Linked DNA regions of Homo sapiens: region 2 is linked to region 1. Evidence: chromatin loops called from intact Hi-C (ENCODE). Cell type or tissue: OCI-LY7. All regions are shown on one strand. Each heading gives the region's core, and the rest is flanking DNA. Links, peaks and the distances in the headings are about the cores only. Region 1 overlaps FGF12 (fibroblast growth factor 12). Region 2 has its middle 110 kb from the start of FGF12-AS1.

The links. Hi-C counts contacts between places; a loop is a spot of excess contacts. Peaks named below come from ENCODE experiments on the same cell type or tissue, not always from the same donor. Only the 100,000 strongest peaks of a DNase experiment are listed, where the experiment ranks them.
Region 2: it touches region 1 in a loop (5-fold over the local background); 4 of 110 quality-filtered maps call a loop at or near these places.

The regions. Positions count from the first base shown.
Region 1 is chr3:192,182,008-192,184,823 of GRCh38, reverse strand. The region is part of intron 4 of FGF12 (fibroblast growth factor 12); the gene reads left to right. Among named protein-coding and RNA genes, the nearest start is that of FGF12-AS1, 55 kb to the left of the region's middle. In OCI-LY7, for the core only: no CTCF peak of the experiment used is centred there; DNase peaks (open chromatin) are centred at 743 and 1,493; H3K4me3 peaks cover 2,254 bases; H3K27ac peaks cover 2,500 bases.
Region 2 is chr3:192,130,432-192,133,247 of GRCh38, reverse strand. No RefSeq gene overlaps it. Among named protein-coding and RNA genes, the nearest start is that of FGF12-AS1, 110 kb to the left of the region's middle. In OCI-LY7, for the core only: CTCF peaks have their summits at 2,329 and 2,528 (motif pointing left); DNase peaks (open chromatin) are centred at 1,157 and 2,507; H3K27ac peaks cover 1,886 bases.

The DNA of each region.
Region 1 (2,816 bases), core at 288-2,787:
AATGGGAAAATTGGTAGATAAAACACGTTTGGAGAACGATTTCATTTCTTTACCATTTTTGTAGGGTCTGCAAAGATGCTTTGAGGAAGGCACTTGCCAACTTTCAGTTTGCTAGAGAAAATTACTTTAGGATCAAATCATAAGTTCTGAATCACAAATGAACTCAAAATGTGCATTGATAGCATCATTAGGTAGCAGTACGGCTATTGATTTTCAGAGTTGGATTGGCCTTCCCCTGACCTTTCACCCATTGTTCCCTTTGCCCACACATGGCAATTCTACTTTGAAAAATACAGTATTTTCTCCATTCACCATCTCTAATTCAGACCATCGGTCAAGCTTACTCTGGTTTTATCCTGTTCATATAAAAAGAATCACCCTTTTTTGCCCTTTGCCAGCTCTTACATTACTAGTGTCTGCTTTATGGAATCAAGAGCAAATAACTTCCTACCTGCAGCCAAAATGTCTAAAAGCAGAGAATTCACTCTAATCGGTAAGCAAAGTGAAAACAACTATTATATTAACCGAAGCACATTGGTCAGTCATTTGATTAATGGAAAATATGCTGAATTAAAAGTAAAAGCCTATTTTATTTTATTTTTGGGGGACAGGGTCTCTGTTGCTCAGGCTGGCATACAGTGGCAAAATCTTGGCTTACTGTAACCCGTGCCTCCCAGGCCCAAGCTATCCTCCCACCTCAGTCTCCTGAGTAGCTGCAACTACAGGCACCTGTCACCATGCCTGGGTAATTTTTGTATGTTTTTGTAGAGGCACAGTTTTGTCATGTTACCCAGGCTGGTCTCAGACTCCTGGGGTTAAGTGATCTGCCCACCTCGACCTCGCAAAGTGCTGGCATTACAGGTGTGAGCCACCATGCCTGGATTATAAAAGTCTATTTTAGCTAATCATTCTTAATCTACGAAAGCGCATAAATCATAAGCAAAGCACCCACTGTGGCAAAGAGAGGGCAGACCCCTGGACTGGAGAGCAGGTTCTAATCCTTATTCTGCTGTTATTTAGCGCCATGGTCTTGATCGGGTTAATTCCTTCCCCTGCTCAGCCTTGCTTTCTTCATCTGTAAAGTGAAGAGTCAAACTACATATTTGCAATTTTAGATTTCAAGGATTCTATGATGAGGACAGAGCTTATGAACTTTCTTTTTAGTACCTTTTATGAAATTAAACAAGTGTACTTGTGATCTCTTTGTCCAAATGGTAGTATATCCAAAACATGATACAGGTAAATGATATTCCTGGGACTTTAGAAATAAAGCATAAAGTGAACCAGGCCTCTCTGTCTTCATTCTTCTTTGGTGGTGCAGGTGTTTACTTTGCATTCTCATTCTGAGGACACACCATCACAGCAAGAAGCATTGCAGCAAAGATTTTTTTCAAAAACACAGCCCCGGCTTTTCAGTGCCATCAGAACTGTTTATCTAGCAGATTACTCTTTAGGCTGTTAAAATGAACGTGGCTGGAGTGACAGTCCATGCAGGCTTGATTGAGTCTGAGCAGAAAACACCTGTGAGATGTGCGTTTCTAGCTCTGCTAAGGATATGATGTCAGATCTCAGCCTACTCACTGCTGGGTATCTTCATGTTGTTGGGGCTTCTTTGCTTTTCTAAAAAAAAAAAATCTTACATGCTCTCCAGATCCATAAAAAGGATTTGAGGTGTCTGCTGTACTCACATCAATATCTCAGCAATACTGCACCACATGCTGCGTCCCAGTCCACGTTTCTCCTTCATTGACCATTATAGTCTCTCCTCACTGAGAAATGTTTCAGTCACTGAGCATTGTAATCACCTGCAGGAAGTCTATGTTTAGATGAATGTATAATTTAAACCCAATGAGCAAACAAGTAACACAAACAAATTCTGGAGTTGTTTCTTCCCCATGGCCGTAGGCATAATTTTATGTCATGCCTACAGGAACATAAGACCCCCAATAAAAGCCCTTTACTGCATATTCGCAGGTGAAATGTCATCATCTTCTGGAGAGCCTACATCCTTCATTCCAGCTTTGATTAGAAAATTAGGTAGTGTTGGAGGAGGAATTTCAGGGCCCCCTGGATGTTGGGATTGATCTGAGTCATGAAAATACTGAAAAATGAAGCGAGTAGAGTTCAAAGAATGATGAGTTTGTTTGCTTTAATATATATCCCTTGTACTGAGGTCCAGTGTAGTTCTGGTGGTCTAAGCAGGACATAGACGATGGGGTAAGTAAACATATTTATTCTCATTCCCTCCTATACTCAACGAGTCCATTTAGAGATTGCCTATTTCATGGGTTCTTCATTGATTTTCTTCCTTCAGTAATTTTTCAGAGGAAGGGGCCATTCTTTTATATGGGATTAGGAAAACTTATGGTATATCCTTATAGTCATCTTTGTTTTGTGAGCCTGGGTAAGTAAATTTGCACTTCAGAATATATGTTTTATAAGATTTGAAATAAAACCCTATTAGTAATTGGAGGTCTGTAGTCTATATTTAACTAGTACATTAATTGTACTTGACCCAGAATTTTTCCCCTAAATTCATTACTTGAAGTAATAATACATGTAGAAAAAAAAAAAGTCTATTTCTTATATCTCTGCTCCCTAGCCAACCAAATCCCTTCCCAGGAGCCAACACTATTACCAGCTTGTGTAAGCTTCAAGATATTTTCCAATCATACATAATACACACAAATACCGAGTTGTTTATATGTGCCAGTATCCAGCCTATAATTAATTATATCCAGTAATATTTTCCCTCAAATATGGTTCCTTTCAGTTCTTAAATTTTTATTGGGTTTTAAAAATCATTTATATTTTTT
Region 2 (2,816 bases), core at 51-2,550, 51 kb after region 1:
GACACAGGTATTCTCTTCCCCTAACTGGGATTTGCACCATCAGCTCTCTGGTCATTGAACTTGGGTTAGAATTACACCACCGGTTTTCCTGGATCTCTAGACGGCAGATGGCAGATCATGACACTTTTCAGCCCCCCACAATTGTATGAGCCAATTCCTCATAATAAATCTCCCCTCTCCTCCGTGTGTGTGTGTGTGTGTGTGTGCGTGTGTGCATGTGTGTATCCTATTAGTTCTATTTCTTTGAAGAATCCTGACTAATATACCCAGTATGACCCCTATGGGGTTGATGCCACTTTAGCCATTATTGACTACCTCCCTATATGATGATGGGCTTTTTCAATGGCTTTCCTAGTAACATACTCCTCTGGCACAGGGTCAGGACCCTCCTGACATTTAACTCTGAATTCAGTCCTGAAACAATGCAATCTAGCTGTTCCCACTTCCTTATTCTTTATCCCAGCAATACCCTAGAGGGCTGGGACAAGGTCTTTTGTGAAGTAGTAGGAAGCAATATCTAAGAATTTAGAAAAACTGTCCTCTAAATCTGGTTGCTGTAGGATCTTGAACAATTTATTTCTCCTCTAAATCTCTGTTTCCTCATTGTAAGACAAAGACAGTTTTCAAAGCAGGGATTAATTTGATTGTCTAATATTCCTTATCCACCCTAAAAATCTGTGTCTTTTAATAGATGTGATTTGACCATTTGCATTTGATGTAATTCTTGATATGTTTGGATTTAGGTTTACTGTTTTATTATTTGTTTTCTGTTAGTTATTTCTGTTTTTTCATTTCTCTGTTTCCTGACTTCTTTTTTGTTATTTCACGAAGGATTACAATATATGTATTTAACTTTTTACAGTCTACTTAGAATTAATATTTTACCACTTTTGGCTGAATGTAGAAAGCTTACTACCATTTGGATCACTTTAGCTTCCTATTTATGTCATGATTATATACATACATTGAAATCTCATTTGACAATGTTGTAATTTCTGCTTTCAACTCCCACACACTATTTAGGGAAAAAATCTATTATACTTACCCAAACATTTGCCATTTTCATTGTTGCTTCTTTGTATTTATTTATTTATTTTTTTAAACACAAAGTCTCGCTCTGCTCTGTTGCACTGCAGTGGCACATTCTCGGCTCACTGCAACCTCTGCCTACCAGGTTCAAGTGATTCTTGTGCCTCAGCCTTCTGAGTAGTTTGGATTACAGGTGCATGCCACCACGCTTGGCTAATTTTTGTATTTTTAGTAGAGGCGGGGTTTCACCATTTGGCCAGGCTGGTCTTGAACTCCTGACCTCAAGTGATCTGCCTGCCTCAGCCTCCCAAAGTGCTGGGATTACAGGTGTGAGCCATTGTGTCCAGCCTCCTTCATTGTTAATGTTCCATGTTTCCTTCTTATATTAATTCCCTTCATCCTAAAATCCTAAAGAGCTTTTTTTTTTTTTCACAATGCCTTTAGATCAGGTCTGCAAGGCAATAAATGCCCTTAGTTTTTCTTCTTCTCAAAGTGTTTTTATTTCACCTTCATTCCCGAGGGATACGTTCATTGGGTATAGAATTCTGAGTTGAAAGTTATTTTCTTTCAACACTTCCTTCTGAGCTATGTCACTGTTCTTCTATTGATAACGAATCTTTTTTTTCTGGGTGGCTTCTGGGCTTTTTTCTTTGTCTTTAATTTTTAGCAGTTTGATTACAGTGCTTCTGGGTGTGGATTTGTTTGCTTTTATCCTGTTTGGCATTCACTGAGCTTTTTGAATCTTTATGTCCAGTTCTCTTGCCAATTTGGGGACATTTTTATCGATTACTTCTTTAACTTTTTTCTGCACTGCACTTTTTCTTCTATCCTTCTGGGACTCAAATAACAAAAACACTAGTTTTTTTGTTATTTCCCCACAGATGTCTAATGTTCTGTTAAACTTTTCATTTTTTAAGAAAACTTTCTATGGTTCTGATTAAATCATTTTTATTGATTTTTCTTCAAGTTCATTGATTCTTTCCTCTGTCATCTCTATTCTGCTACTGAGCCTGTCAAAGGAGGGTTTTAAATTTTGTTTTGTTTGTTTCTTGTTTTGAGGGGGAAGTTATTACTGTTGTTGTTATTTTTATAATTCTAAAATCTTCATTTGGTACTTCTTGACAGCTTCCATTTATTTTGTGTACTTTCTATTTTTCCTTTGGTTTCAAGAATCAGATAATTCCAACATCTTTGTTACTTCATATTTATATCTGTTGATTGTCTTTCCCCATGAAAGTTGAGATTTTCCTGATAGTTTACATACCAAAATTTTTTTCATTGTATCCTGGACATTTTGAATATTATGTTATGTTATGAGACTCTGGGACTTCTTTAAATCCTATGGAGAATGTTGACATTTTCGTTTAGTAAGAGTCAGCCTGGTTAGGTTCACTCTTAAGTTCGAATCTGCCTCTCCTGTGTGCTGTGGTTGCAATGCTAGCATAGTCTTCAAAGCATTCGCAGTACTATTTGGATCAGTCCAGTTCATGTGCCACCTAGTGGCCAGTCTCAGACATTGGGCAGTGGTGTATCTTCAGTTCTATCTTTTGTACACTAAATAACATCAGATCCACATGTGCAAGCTTGGGAACGAGTCCAAAATTTATAAACAATTATTTGGAATTGATTTCCTGAGTTTTCCTTTTTCTCCATAACTTTCATACTTTCTGGTTCCTTGGGGTCCTTCTATATCAAGGAAGCCAGGGTTTTAGTTATCCCACTCTGAGGTGCACTTCTGGTGTGCCCACATCCAGGTCCAAACAATGAAAGGACAATCCAGATGGACG